Regions from separate parts of the Homo sapiens genome. Here all the other regions are linked to region 1. Evidence: chromatin loops called from intact Hi-C (ENCODE). Cell type or tissue: chondrocyte. All regions are shown on one strand.

Evidence for each region. Peaks named below come from ENCODE experiments on the same cell type or tissue, not always from the same donor. Only the 100,000 strongest peaks of a DNase experiment are listed, where the experiment ranks them.
Region 2: a loop joins it to region 1, with 2.3 times the contacts of the local background. A loop is called at or near these places in 2 of 110 quality-filtered maps.
Region 3: it touches region 1 in a loop (2.1-fold over the local background); 4 of 110 quality-filtered maps call a loop at or near these places.

What each region holds. Positions count from the first base shown.
Region 1 is chr22:41,195,433-41,200,432 of GRCh38, forward strand. EP300-AS1 (EP300 antisense RNA 1) reads right to left here and starts at 2,069. Exons shown (of 3, transcript NR_110514.1): 1 at 1,842-2,069; 2 at 50-89. RefSeq lists enhancers at 1,729-2,228, 2,383-2,512, 2,523-2,592 and a silencer at 1,923-2,192. In chondrocyte, CTCF peaks have their summits at 2,280 and 2,996 (motif pointing right); DNase peaks (open chromatin) are centred at 1,759, 1,909 and 2,199.
Region 2 is chr22:41,514,856-41,519,855 of GRCh38, forward strand. It overlaps ACO2 (aconitase 2), which reads left to right. Exons shown (of 18, transcript NM_001098.3): 5 at 522-680; 6 at 912-1,062; 7 at 2,672-2,776; 8 at 3,626-3,717. Among named protein-coding and RNA genes, the nearest start is that of POLR3H, 27 kb to the right of the region's middle. RefSeq lists an enhancer at 1-350. In chondrocyte, CTCF peaks have their summits at 3,089 (motif pointing left) and 3,302; no DNase peak of the experiment used is centred here.
Region 3 is chr22:41,365,302-41,370,301 of GRCh38, forward strand. LOC100996598 reads left to right here and starts at 3,781. Exons shown (of 2, transcript XM_017029163.1): 1 at 3,781-3,924; 2 at 4,613-5,000. The coding sequence starts at 3,781. It also overlaps a transcript of TEF not described here. RefSeq lists a silencer at 2,083-2,142. In chondrocyte, CTCF peaks have their summits at 2,184 and 2,391; a DNase peak (open chromatin) is centred at 2,063.

The DNA of each region.
Region 1 (5,000 bases):
CATAAACAATTTTGGGTCTTTTAACTGATACTTCAAAATCCCTACTTACTTTTCTCATATTCCTTCCAATAATTTGTTAGGAGGTGGACCTGTCAATAGGAAGGACAAAAAATTATTATCACCAATACTCTCAAAGTAATCGTCACTTTGGGTAGAAACCCCAGTACACTCGGGGAATTTTCAGAATTCAATCAAGCCCATCCAACTGTCTCCAAGTTTTGACACTGCCTAAAGGACTCCTCACAGTTGGTTTAGCCCAACCCAGTAAGAAACATTTAACAAATAATTAAAAGTGCTGTGCCAGGGTGGTTGTGTTGCCGAGATACGGTTGTTGGTAGCTGGGGAGTGGCAGGCAGATCCAGCCAAGAATTGTGCCCTAAGCCAGGAGCTCTGATGATGAAATCACAGGATGTTTGAGTTTGGGGCTTGATGGTCATCCCAGGTGGTTTCCTATCGTGGAAAACATTTGATGTATAAGAGTAAGGCTCAGCCAGGCGCGGTGGCTCATGCCTGTAATCCCAGCACTTTGAGAGGCCGTGGAAGGCGGATCACCTGAGGTTGGGAGTTCAAGGCCAGCCTGACCAACACGGAGAAACCCCGTCTCTACTAAAAAAAAAAAAAAAAAAAAAAAGGCCGGGCGTGGTGGCTCATGCCTGTAATCCCAGCTACTTGAGAGGCTGAGGCACGAGAATCGTTTGAACTCGGGAGGCGGAGGTTGCAGTGAGCTGAGATTGCACCATTGCACTCCAGCCTGGGCAACAAGAGCATAACTCTGTCTCAAAAAAAAAAAAAAAGAGTAAGGCTCCACTGGGTGCGGTGGCTAACACCTGTAATCCCAACACTTTGGGAGGCCGAGGTGGGGAGATCACTTGAGGTCAGGAGTTCAAGACCAGCCTGGCCAACATGGTGAAACCCCCGTCTCTATTAAAAACACAAAAAGCAGCTGGGTGTGGTGGCTGGCGCCTGTAGTCCCAGCTACTTGGGAGGCTGAGGCAAGGAGAATTGCTTGAACCTGGGAGGCAGAGGTTTCACTGAGCCGAGATGGCGCCATTGCACTCCGGCCCTGGGCGACAGAGTGAGACTCCGTCTCAAAAAAAAAAAAAAAAAAAAAGAGTAAGGCTCTATTGCTACTCCCTGATTTAATAAACGTCTCTGGGACAAAATTTCTTCATCTGTAAAAAAGGTAAATAAAAAAAACGCTTACTTGGCAAGTTCATTGTGACGAATTATCTACGACACCGGAATGGAAAGTGCTTTACAGATTGCAAAGCACTCCTTACACATGAGTAATTAGTGTTCACAGGTCCAGCCACTTTTGGGGAGGAGGAAAGTGTGGTCTTTTAGAGACCAAACGTCTTTCTAAAGTCCTGACAGCCAACGAAGGGCTCGGTGATCTCTGCGCTTCAAACTCTGCCCAATTCTCAAAGCCTGGTTTAAGTACACTTTTCCCTCAGCCTAAGGGAGTGGCCCAAGGGCAAACCGTCCCGGGTTCGTGTCCCACCTCTGCCTCAAAGATTACACCCTCTTAGGACAGGTGCGTGTCCCTGGTGGCCTGGGCTGCCAGCTCGGGAAGGAGGAGGTGGCAACCGCACCCGGGCGGCCGAGTGCTTAATAATGGCAGTTGCCCTGCCAGCCCGGTCACCTGTCACTCCCTCCTCCGACTTCTCCCGCACCGCGGCCGCAATCCAGCCCGGACACTCTGAGGGCTCTCTCTGAGCTGGGCACGGTCCTCGCTGCTCGGCCGAGTGCAGCCCCCTCACCTCAGTGCGACTGAGACAAAGCAAGGGTCCCACCGGCCCCTGTCCCCTCCCTAAGGCGCGCCCTCAGGGCGGGAGACCCACCTCAGCCAGCCCCCCAGCTCAGTGGTCCAGAGGCTCGGGTCCCGCGCTGACGCCCAGCGCCTCCCTCCTCCACAGCCGTCACTGACCGCTCGCTCGCCTCTAGCCTGGACCCCGCTGTCCAGCAGTCCCGGCTGGCCCGCGCCGCGCTCCTCCCGCTCTGGCAGTCCTGGCACTGGTAGGACGCCCGCAGCCTTCCACCCTAGAGGGCGCCGGGCGGGCACGCGCTGGGGGCGACGGGGGTGGGGCGGGGGAGGCGGGGCGACGCAGCGCGGGGCGGCCGGCGGTTGGTGCTCGCAGCCCGCGCGCCCGCCTTCCCGGCCACGTGACCTTTGGGCCCCGCCCAGATCGGGAGTTCCGCGCGGACTCTTGGTGCGACCCCGTCCCACTGAGCGCTCGGGTCGGGACCTTCCCGGTGTCCCTGTGGGGCAGAGTCCCGTTGTGCAGAAGAGGCGAGCTGAGGCACGGTGGCAGGCGGGGCGTCCAAGCAGTTAGCGCCGCGCCTGGCCGCTCGTCCGCGCGGGAAAGCGTTGTCTCCCTTCCTTCGGATGGAATTGGAACGGCAGCTCTCGTAGCGCCCGAACTGTGCGGTCCTTGATTTCACTGCTGTACCCACAGTGCGCAGAGCACAGGGGCACGCGGTACATTATTTGAATGAATAACTTTCTTATCCTGGCCTTTCTCTAACTCTCTCACTTCTACTTGGGTCACCCGCCCCCTCCCCAGGAGTCTTATAAAACAACCAGGGGAAGAGGAAACAGAAGTGGCTCATATGGGTAAAAGCCCTCGTCCTGCAAATCAGTGACACAAGGGAGTTAGTCCATCCAATGTACAGTTTTAAAAAGATTGCTACGTAGAAAAATAATAGGATAGGGTAAGAGGAGAACCCAGCTAGGAGCTTCAGTGGGATCCAGGGTGTTGATATGATGGTGGTCTGGATTTAAGTGATGGCAGTAGGGATAAAAAGAAGTAAAAATTCCAGCCTGGGCAACATAATGAGACCCTGTCTCTACAAAAAAAAAAAAAAAAAGTTTTTTTTTTTTTTTTAATTATCCGTGTGATTGTCACTCCTGTAGTCCCAGCTACTGGGGCGGGGTTTGGGGGTTGGCTGACGTGTGAGGCTCCACCAGGAGGTGGAGGCTGCAGTGAGTCGTGATCGTGCCACTGCACTCTAGCCTGGGCGACAGAGGGAGACCCAGTCTCAAAAAAATAAATAGAAGTAAAAAATATTTGAGGTAGCTTTTGGAGAATAAACGGGATTTGCTGATGGATTGAACAATAAGGGATGGAGAGGGAGAAATCAAGAGGAAATCACTGAATGGTTGGTAGTGCTATGTATTAAAATGCAAAAACTGCCGGGCGCGGTGGCTCACGCCTGTAATCCCAGCACTTTGGGAGGTCGAGGCAGGTGGATCACTAGGTCAGGAGTTCAAGACCAGCCTGGCCAACATGGTGAAACCCTGTCTCTAATAAAAATGCAGCAATTAGCCTGGCATGGTGGTGCACGTCTGTAGTCCCAGCTACTCGGGAGGCTGAGGGAGGAGAATCGCTTGAACTTGGGAAGCAGAGGTTTCAGTGAGCCAAGATCATGCCACTGCACTCTAGCTTGGGCGACAGTCAGTTTCAAAAATAAATAAATAAAATAAATAATAAGTGTGCAGTACTGGGCACAGTATATGGTAGTTATGATCATCCTATTAGACACTGGGATGGTAGCAACCGGTTGAGAAAAATAACCTTTATTAGTTGCTTAATCTTTTATTAATACTTTAGGGGCACAGCCATACATTTCACAGAGAATCTGCTAGTGACAAATCATCTTATTCATCAAATATTTATCTATTTATTTATTTGAGACGGAGTTTCGCTCTTTCTTGCCCAGGCTGGAGTGCAGTGGCGCAATCTCAGCTCACTGCGACCTGTGCCTCCTGGGTTCAAGCGATTCTCCTGTCTCAGCCTCCCAAGTAGCTGGAATTATAGGTGCCTGCTGCCACGCCCAGCTAATTTTTGTATTTTTAGTAGAGACGGCGTTTCACCATGTTAGCCAGGCAAGTCTCGAACTCCTGACCTCAGGTGATCTGCCCGCCTCGGCCTCCCAAAGTGCTGGGATTACAGGTGTGAGCCACTGCGCCTGGCCTCATCAAATATTTATTTAGTGCCTACCGTGCACCAGGCCCGGTGCTGGACTCTGGGAAAACACAGGTGAATTTCTGTCCTCACAGAGCTTCCTACCTCCTGCAGGGAGACAGTGAAGACTTATCAAACATCTAATTCCAACTGAGGAGGAATTTAGCAGGTGTTGTGATGGAGCCTAGGCAAGGGGGGAAAGGCCTGCTAGGTAGGGAACATACCTTTACTTGCAGGATAAGAAGGAGCTATTTCTGGGAAGGGAATTGTGGGGGAAGAGCATTTCAGGCAGAGACCCAGAATATAGAGACTGAGGTGGAGAAAAGTTCCAGTTAGCAGGAGAGCACAATGGAAAACCTTTGAAGGTTTTAAGCAGGCGAGTAAATTGATTTGATGTCTGTATTACATTTAGTGTCTGTGCGAAGAATGAACTGGAGGTGGATCAAGAGAAGAAGCAAGGGGGCCAGGTGCAGTGACTTGTGCCTGTAATCCCAGCACTTTGGGAGGACAAGGTGGGTGGATTGCTTGAGTCCAGGAGTTCAAGACCAGCTTGGGCAACATGGAGAAACCCCCTCTCTACAAAAAATACAAAAAATAGCCATGCCTGGAGGCGCACACCTGTGGTCCCCACTACTCAGGAGGCTGAGATGGGAGGATTACTTGACCCTGGGAGGTTGGGGCTGCAGTGAGCTGTGATTGTACCACTGCACTCCAGCCTGGGTGGTGACAGAGCAAGACCCTACCTCAAAAAAAAAAAAAAAAAAGGAAAAGAAAAAAAGATGTTTCTTGTGGCTGGATGTGGTGGACACACCTGTAATCCCAGCACTTTGGGAGGCCAAGACAAGTGGATCACTTGAGGTCAGGGGTTCTAGACCACCCTGTCCAACATGGCGAAACCCTGCCTCTACTAAAAAAAGTACAAAACATTAGCCCAGCATGGTGGCACGTACCCATAGTCCCAGCTACTCCGGAGACTGAGGCAGGAGAATCGCTTGAACCTCAGAGGCGGAGGTTGCAGTGAGCTGAGATTGTGTC
Region 2 (5,000 bases), 320 kb after region 1:
CCTATTCTTTGCAGTTGAGGAAAAGTTCATAGCTTTGTGTACCCACTGGGGCCTCCCAGGACTTCTTCCTCAGGGGCCTTGTGGGGCTGGAGCCAGCTCCTGGAAGAACCACCAACCCCGATGAGAAGCCAGGTGGGGATGCTCCACACCCAGGATGAGGCCGGGCCTGGGCCCATCACAGGACAGTTTCTCTGGTTCTTGTCACATCCTGGGGTCATGGTGGTATGGGTGTTTGGTTACTGTGCTACAAATGAGGAAACTGAGGCATGGGGCAGCATTCAAAGGCCCAAGACATATAGCAGGAAATATCAGAGCTATTCAAGAGCCCAGGCCACCTGTCTCCCAAGGCTCTGGCTCTTCTTGGCCACCCTGGAGACGGCCTGGATTAAATGGGGCTGCTCCTACCAGTTCCATCCTGGGAGAGTGGCTGGACGTGGTTGGGAGGCCCCGGGTCAGTGGGGCCATTTTTTGGTATTCTCGGCTGAGGGCTTCTAAATATAACATCTTGGATTATTTTTCAGATTATTCTGGAAAACTATGCGTACCCTGGTGTTCTTCTGATTGGCACTGACTCCCACACCCCCAATGGTGGCGGCCTTGGGGGCATCTGCATTGGAGTTGGGGGTGCCGATGCTGTGGATGTCATGGCTGGGATCCCCTGGGAGCTGAAGTGCCCCAAGGTGAGGGTGGGGAGGGACTCATTCTGGGCTGGCTGTGGGGTGGTGGTTGGTGGGGATGAACGGGAGACGGTGGGACCCAGGAGGGAAAAGGGAACAAGTTAGACTCGAATCTTCTGGGAGGGAGGTAGAGACCAATAAGCAGCAATGTGAATGGCAGCAGGGCCATCCTGACTTCGTGGCTGGCACAGGCACACACGGCCTCTCACAGCCGCCTCGCCCCCTCCTGTCCAGGTGATTGGCGTGAAGCTGACGGGCTCTCTCTCCGGTTGGTCCTCACCCAAAGATGTGATCCTGAAGGTGGCAGGCATCCTCACGGTGAAAGGTGGCACAGGTGCAATCGTGGAATACCACGGGCCTGGTGTAGACTCCATCTCCTGCACTGGTGAGGAAGGCGGCCAGGCGACGTGGCCCCTACCCTGTGCTGGGCCTGATGGGTCTCCAGTTGGGAGTAGAAGCGGTGAATGGCCTTCACTTGAGAATCTGTCTGTTCCATTTGGGGACTTGGGATAGACAGAGGTAGAAGGAAAATTGGAGACAGCATTAGAGATTGTCTAGTCCACATCCTCATTAAACAGATGAAGAGATTGAGATACCTGTCGAGGCTGCCGGTGACTTCCTAACTGTGTGGCCACACACGGTTAGGAGCCAAGTCAGCTTCTGCTGCTGGGCCCAGGCCATAGCACTAGGCCACCTTGGGTGATCTAGACGAATCCAGAGAGGACAGAGGCAGTGGTGGGAATGGGCAGAGCCAGGGCTTCATTCATGAAGCAGCTGCAGGCCCACATCCTCCCTTCGCTGAAGTTCGAGCCTCACTCACTTCCCTTGGATTAGAGATCGGTGCCTGTCCGCCTCCAAGACCAGGTAGGAGCCAGCTGCTCCCTGCCTGTCACTCCTGGTGACCTGGCCTGGATGCCTGGTCCTCAGAAATCCAGGGAGATTTGTAACAGTCTAGACTTCCCAGGTGCCTGCCTGGGCTCCCTGGCAGCCCTGCAGAACTCTGGTTCCCCTGCAGTGATGGGGGCTCACTCCTGCCACGGGACTGCTCAGTCAGGACGTTGGTAACAGGCCCATACCTCCGTCCTAGTGGCTCCTGAGGCAGGTGGCCTGGTAGCAGCTGCAGTACCTGTGAGCCCCACCAGTTCTGTGACGCTTTGTGGTCCAGACAGTGTGTATCATTTCAGTTTTTGTTTTTGTTCTTGTTTTTTGAGACAGAGTCTAACTCTGTCGCCCAGGCTGGAATGCAGTGGTGCAATCTCGGCTCACTACAACCTCCGCCTCCTGGGTTCAAGCAATTCTCCGGTCTCAGCCTCCTGAGTAGCTGGGATTACAGGTGTGCACCATGATGCCTGGCTAATTTTTTTTGTATTTTTTTTTAGTAGAGATGGGTTTTCACCATGTTGGCCAGGCTGGTCTCAAACTCCTGACCTCAGGTGATCCACCCACCTCGGCCTCCATCACTGGAAAACTTGAGACACAGAAAAGTGTCTCCACCATGGTATGGCTGAAGGAGGGCAGGCCACCAGGCAGACAGACCAAGATCCGAATGTCAGCATCTACCTTTATGTGCTTTATGGCATGACCTTGAATCTCTCTGAGCCAGTTCCTCCCCTGCCAAAAAGAATAGCAACTGGGCAGTGTCTGGTCAGGTCAGCCTACAGTACGTGGTGCCTGTTCAATCTCTTGGGCGACAGTCAGGCCCCAAGCTCGCAGCTCAGTGTGTGGGGGCTGAATCTTCACCTGAGTCCTCTTCATTCTACCCAGCAGCCACCCTGAGCTGGGGCCCTGAGCTCTGATCCCCATGGCCTCCCCTCACCGGCCCAGGTTTTTACCCAGGGCCTCAAGGGATGAGTCGGCCCGCTGTCACCACATCTCTCTGAGTGGGAGGAGAAGCAATGCAGCTCCCTGGTGTGAAGATGCAGGTGGCCGCGTAGCAGGTGTGTGGGACCCTGGCCCGGCCACCAGCCAATGCCCGGGGCTCTGTTGCTCCACAGGCATGGCGACAATCTGCAACATGGGTGCAGAAATTGGGGCCACCACTTCCGTGTTCCCTTACAACCACAGGATGAAGAAGTACCTGAGCAAGACCGGCCGGGAAGGTGAGCTGGCAGGGGCAGGCCCGTGTGGGTGGAACAGTCACATGCCCGCTCCTCCCCAAGACAGAGCTATGCCTTTCCCTGTAGGGCAGGGGTTCTTAACCCATTGTCTCCAGACAGGCGTCCGAGGCTCTGAGAAAGCCCTGAAGAGGTGCAATATGTTTCTGAGTAGATTGTCTGGAGCTCTCTCCAGCTTCTCAAAGGGCCTGGCATCTGAGTTCAAGATAGCCCCACCTCAGGATGGGCATTTCATTTTCCCTGGAAGGTGGCTGAATGCCCGCCCTTCTCGGCCTGGTCCCTGCTGCCCCCTACAGGAAACTCCGGAAATGACATGGATCGCTTCTGTTGATAATTCCTGACCTAGCAGGGGAACATTTGGAAGGAGAACCACTTTCCCAGCCTCCCCTGACAACTTCCCTGAGGCTCTAGCCTGGCTTCTTTGGAGCTCAGAGGGCATTGGCACCTGTGAAGGGTGGTGCGTTGTGGGAGTGAACGAGGAGCCAGAGACCAGGGGCCATGGGGAGAGCCGTAAGCACGTGGAATCCTTGGAAGGCTCCTCCCTTTCCTTATTGAGTGACTGCTTCTTCAAAACCCAGCTCTTCACTTCCAGGACACCCTCCCCGGCTCTGAACCTTAGCTGGCGCTCCTCCTCTGTGTCTCCGTGTCCCTGACAGCTCCTGCACTAGGGTGTGAGCTCTGTAAGGGCAGAGACAGCAGCCTTGGTTTCTTCATTGGCCTAGTCAGTGCCCAGGGTGGGCCTGGTGTTTGGCAGGTGCTCAGGTGGGTGGTGAGTGAACTCTCAAGAACAGTTTATGTTTCACGTGCTCCATCCCCGTCCCTTGTTGATTTCAGACATTGCCAATCTAGCTGATGAATTCAAGGATCACTTGGTGCCTGACCCTGGCTGCCATTATGACCAACTAATTGAAATTAACCTCAGTGAGGTGAGGAGACAATTAACTGGGTTCAAGAAGTTTCTGAGAGTAGTGGGGAGCAGGGCGGGTCCTGCCTAAATACTCACTGAGGGCCGGGTGGTGGCTCACAGCTGTAATCCCAGCACTTTGGGAGGCCAAGGCAGGTGGGTCAGTTGAGGTCAGCAGTTCAAGACCAGCCTGTCCAACATAGTGAAACCCCGTCTCTACTAAAAAAAAAAAAAAAAATACAAAAATTAGCTCGGCATAGTGCCATGTGCCTATAATCCCAGCTATTCAGGAGGCTGAGGCAAGATAATCGCTTGAACCCGGGACGCAGAGGTTGCAGTCAGCCGAGATCGCACCACTGCACTCCAGCCTGGGCGACAGAGCGACACTGTCTCAAAAACAAAACAAGAAAAACCTCAGGGTGACTCGTGGGCCCCTGGGTCCCCAGTGTTCCTGCAAACTGCTTCCTGAAGCAGCCTGGAGCAGTGGGTGGGGAGGGGGGAGACACAGCCACGGGGAGAGCAGAGGTAGCTCTGGCTGCTGAACCAGAAGTGGATGTCAGTTTGCCACCAGCTCAGCTTTAGGAGAAGCCAAGGTTTCACCCTGAAGGGTTTTTGTTATCTGAGTTCAGAGGGCAAATCCCAGCAGGGTTAGGCACCCTGAGACGCACAGATCAGAGCAGGTGTTTGCAGAGCCAGAGGAAGGGCAGGCTAGAGGATCCCGTCTGCAGGAGTTCACACCTCGGCTCTGCCACTTAAGTTGTGTGGCCTTGGTCACGCACTTAGCCTCTGTAGGCCCCTTGCTCCATCACGTGTGGAACCTACAGCAGTCGTGAGGATTGAATGAATTCATGTAACTAACACTGACGGAGGTTTACTGCATGCTGCGCACATAGCTGAGTGCCTCGCATTTACTGATGATTATGATATGTAAAGCGTCTGGCCTTAAGTCCATTTTTGTCATGATTCCAAAAGCGGCCGGGCATGGTGGCTGACACCTGTAATCCCAGCACTTTGGGAGGCCGAGGCGGGCAGATCATGAGGTCAGGAGATTGAGACCATCCTGGCTAATGTGATGAAACCCCGTCTCTACTAAAAAAATACAAAAAAATTAGCCAGACGTGGTGGCGGGCGCCTGTAGTCCCAGCTACTCGGGAGGCTGAGGCAGAAGAATGGTGTGAACCCGAGAGGCGGAGGCTGCCGTGAGCCAAGATCGTGCCACTGCACTCCAGCCTGGGCAGCAGAGCGAGACTCCATCTCAAAAAAAAAAAAAAGATTCCAAAAGCAACATCGAATGGGAGATAATGA
Region 3 (5,000 bases), 170 kb after region 1:
CAGTAAGGGGGTCTCTCCTTTGTAGTTACAAAACACTCTCTGCTGGTCAAAACATACAACTCTGCAAAATTAAATGTTTGTGTGTGTGTGTGTGTGTCATAAATATATACATATATATGTTTACTTTTGCAAAAAGAAACATTGGGGAATGGGAAAGAGGGACAGGGATAGAAAGGACATTTCTAAAGTATACTTCCTTGAGGCTGGGCACAGTGCCTCACACCTGTAATCCCAGCACTTTGGGAGGGTGAGGAGGGCGGATCACCTGAGGTCAGGAGTTTGAGACCAGCCTGGCCAATGATGCGAAACCCTGCCTCTACTAATAATACAAAAATCAGCTGGGCGTAATGGTGTGTGCCTGTAATTCCAGCTACTTAGGAGGCTGAGGCAGGAGCCTGGTAGGCAGAGGTTGCAGTGAGCTGAGATCCTGCTACTGTACTGCAGCCCGGGCAACAGAATGAAACTATGTCTCTAAATAAACAAATAAATAAACAAACCTTATCGGAGGTTTTGAGCTGTGAGCCACGTATTGTTTTTTGTATTCAAAAGTTAAAATTAATTTTTAATTAATTTGGGAAAGAGCATAATTTGGGGAGGGTCATTAGGGAGGGAAGGAGGGTAATTAAGAGTATAAGCTGAGGTCATTGGGAAAGGAAGAAGCCAGAAGGGGCTCTTGGAGTATTTTTGATTCTGTACAAAATGGAATTTTGGAAAACAACAAAGCACTGCTTAGAAACCAGCTACAGGCCAGGGGCAGTGTTCACACCCATAATCCCAAGACTTTGGGGAGGCCAAGACCGGGGGATGGCTTGAACACAGGACTTGAGACCAGCTTGGGCAACAGTGTCTTTATAAAAAAAAAGTCCAGTGTGGCGGCATGCACCTATGGTCCCAGCTACTTGTAAGGATGAGGCAGTGAGCCGTGATCCCACCACTGCACTTCAGCCTGAGCAACAAAGACCCTGTTTCAAAAAAAAAAAAAAAAATCAGCTACCACGCAGAAAACCAAATGTTTATTGCAGCCCATCTGGAGCTTCAGAGCCATAGAACTAGAGCTGAACGGCACCTTAGAGGTCACTGCATTCGGTGGTTCGGGAACTGAGACCCAGAGTTGCTGCCACGCTTGCTCAAGATCCCACAGCAATGTACGGCAGAATCGAGAACCTGGCATCCCCCGGCAAGTCTGGCTTTGACGTGATGTTGGTCTGACGTAGAGGTTGACATCCAGAACCTTTGCTTCACCCATTCAAGTAACCCAAGGACCACAGGGGCCAGCGTCCTGGTGGGAGGGTATGAGAGGGAACTACAGCAAATAGCCAATTGGCACTTTAAGTCCCCACAATGACTGGGAAGCAGGGATTCCTCATCCAGGACAAGCCTGAAGCAGGCTGGCAGAGCTGCCCCCCTTTCAGTGGTGCCTGGTCTCCTGGCACCTGCCCCTTTTCCCCTCTCCCCTGAAGACCAAAGAACCTGAGGCGGTAGGTTTTATCACTTCCTTTTGGGGAACAGGCTTCAGGCTGTGCAGATGGTATAAAGCTCCAATTATGCATGCCATATGTACACTGGCGTGCCTTGTAGGGTACGTGTGCATGGCATAAACACAGCATCAAAACATGCCACAAGCCCTTGAGGCTCAGAAGCGCACAGGTGAAGGCATGATGTCCGACCGCATCCCTGCATCTGCCAACACAGGGTGTCTTGTGCTCGGCTGCCTGAGGTGCTGTCCTTGCCTGTCATCCTCCTTTTCTCTTGGAGCCTCAGGTCCCAGCCCGGGATGGTTTCCACTGCGTGCCTGGGCCTCCAGGGCACCTCCATGCTGATGCGTGCTTGCTGTGGGCGTGGAGCTTACCATTCTCACCTGGCAGCCCCAGTTATGGCTCCCAGCCTGGGGGAGAACTTCCCTTTCCAAAGTTAGATAACAGGCTGGGCTCTCTGTCAGAGGATTGGCGCGACAGCTCCACGTGCTGCAGCTGGCGCAGGGCCAGGCCCGCCCTGCCAAGCAGCGGGAAGGGAAGGCCTGGCTGCAGCCGGAGCTGGCAGGTGGCCGAGCCGGGGGTGGACGGGCGGGCTGGGACTGGTGCTGGCCATTGGCTGCCTCAAGGCTCCCACCCCGCCTGCCTCCCTAGCCTGCGGCTGGCGGCCCCTGCCTCTCCAGCTGCCTCTGAACTCCCTGGAGCAAGCACCTCCTGCTGGGCTGTGTGAGCTGCGACTGGTTCTCAGTGGCCCCTGCCATGGACATGCCTGAGGTCCTCAAGTCCCTGCTGGAGCACTCTCTGCCTTGGCCAGAGAAGAGAACAGGTAGGAGCACAGGTGACCTGCATTGATTGGCTGCCCAGGTACTCGAGGGGGCGAGGGGGCAGCCACAGGCACAGTGGCAGGACAGGCATCTCCAAGCCAGGGAGGGTCTCAGCAGTGGTGCGCCCTTGGTCTCAGGGTGCAGAGTGCGGAGAGGGGTTCGAGGAGGCATGTGTCACACCGGCTCTGGGACTCTCTCCTAGGCCTGCTGGATTTGGGGAAGCCATGGCCAGTGTGTGGCCACTGACAGGTGCTGTGCTCATGTGGGACCAGGACAGGACAGGGGGTCCTATTGAAAGAATCTGGCTGGATGCTGACTGCTTTTGAAGCTCCCTCCCCCTGTACGCTGGGGGTGGCAGAGGAGCGGCAGGGACTGTGGATTTGGGCAGCAGGAGCCTGGGTCTGAAGCAGAGGCTTTCCTTGGTGCGCCTGCTGCAGCTCCCGCTTGCCGGAGGGCTGAACTCATGGATGGGATGGAAACTGTTATGTAACAGGACCACAAGGCTCGAAGCCCTGCGTTCCTAGGATACCACAGGCAAAACGCGCGAGGGAGGAGAGAGGAGGGCGTGGACTGAGGGGCAGACCTGGTGGCCAGCACCAGGTGTCTCCCAAGTCCTGCCTGGGAACCCCATGGCCAGATTAGTTTGGCGGAGAATACTGATAAATCTCTCTCCAAATCTCTTCTGTTCCCAGAAGTCAGAGGTCACCCCCAGGTCCCCAGGGCTCCAACTCCTCCTTGCCTTTAGAGGGGCCCAGCTGGCTTTTGCTGCCTGAGTCTGACTTGAGCACCTGGGGTGTCCTCTCAGGGGACCTTTCTCAGGCCTCCCTCTCATCCTGCTGTGCCAGCACCTGCTACCTAGCATCACCAGGTGGCCCTGGTTGTCCCCGCAGGACTCCTTCCTTCCACAGGACGCTCTCAGCCCACTCCCAAACCAGAGCCAGGAGACAGATCCCACAGCCCCCGGCCTCCCTTCACCCCTCTGGAACTGGGTGTGGGTTTGCTTGGGCTAAGCCAGGAAAGGAGGGTCAGCAGGTTCTAGCCCCAGGGAGACATTGCCCGAACGGGGAAGGACGTACTGGGAGCTTAGGGCAGGGGCTCCGGAGCTCTCGCACGCAGCTCTGGGCTCAGGCCCCTCCGACCACACTCCATGCTGTCAAATGGTGGGACAGTCCAGGCCACCCTCTGAGAAGAGTGTCACAGAAGGCGCTCCTGTGGCCTCCTAGCACTGGGGACACCAGTTGCTCACCATGAGAAGCCCACCTCCTCAGCGAAGCCCTCTGCAACTCAGCCGGAGGGATCTGCCCCCATTTGGAGTCCACACCCACAAACAAGCCACAGCTGACTTTTTTGGCATCTCTGAGTGGCCTGTGTGGGTGGGCAGAGCTGAACACATTTCCAAAAGCTAAGGTAGAGGGTCCCCTCCTTGGTCCAGGAACCCAGGAAGGGTGGTACAGTCCCTCCTGGCTCCCCCAAGGTGTCCCAGGATGCCCCCCAGCACACACATGAAGGGCGAGGCTGCCAGTGGGGCAGGGAGGATTCTCAGGGGCGACTCGGGGCACTGCTCCTCAGATGAGGATAACAAGGCCTTTGAAGTGTGGCAGCAGCTGCCGGTCTCTGGCTCCCAGCTGGTCTGTGGGGCCCTGCAATAGCCGAAAAGTCCCCCTCCCTCACTGTGGATGAGCAAAGTCAGGGCCTGGCACATAGGGGACCGCCCAAGGTTTCAGGCAGAGCTTTGCCGAGCACTGGCAAGCTGTGGCCGAGAATTAGTTAGTCCAGCATGGCTGGGCAGGTCCAAGGGGTGTGGGCCAGTCTTGGGTCACCTCCTGTCACTTCATGTGGCATCTCACTGAGAGTGAGAAGCATGAGGTCCCACAGGACCGACAGATGCCAGCAGCCAACTGCTAGATAAAATGAGGGGAAGAGGGCTGAAGAGCCACAGGACTCACAATGACTGCAGCACATTACTGCCCCCTAATCTGCAATCAGTTTCCCAAAGCTGCCCGAATCTCCAGACCATTTATAAACAGAAACGTCTACCTGAAAAGCAATAGACCTTGTTGAAAAGAGGGTATAGCCACCACACAGAATGATTACAGAATTACTTGCCATCAGGGACCATGTACTTAAGTAGTTGTTGAAGTGGCTTCTCTTCCATCTGCCACTGCTCTGACTCTGGGTGTGAATTGGAGAAAGACAACAGAGGCCAGGTGCTCCAGAAAACAGGGATGCCCTCAGGTCCGCGTGCCCTTGCTTTGGTGGACTTCCTGCTGCTCCCGTCCAGTGGAAGGGGGCAGTTATCTCTTTGGATGACTGTTTACAAACTCCCCATTTTCTCTTCTTTCTCCTGCCCAATGGCTGTGCTTCGGCACACATTTAGGTCATGTGCAGAGCGTATCTCACCTCCAGTGGGAGGGAAGTGTACAGGAAAGTCTGCGGAGTGTGAGAAACTCCAGGTGTGCTCTCCCCATGCTCTCCGCTCCGTGCAGCCTCTCACTCCACTTTCTTTTATTTTCTCTTTCCCCCTTTTTTTTTTTTGAGATAAGAGTCTTGCTCTATCGCCAGGCTGGAGTGCAGTGGTGCTATCTCGGCTCACTGCAACCTCTGCCTCCTGGGTTCAAGCAATTCTCCTGCCTCAGCTACCCGAGTAGCTGGGACTACAGGCGCCCGCCACCACGCCAGGCTAATTTTTGTATTTTTAGTACAG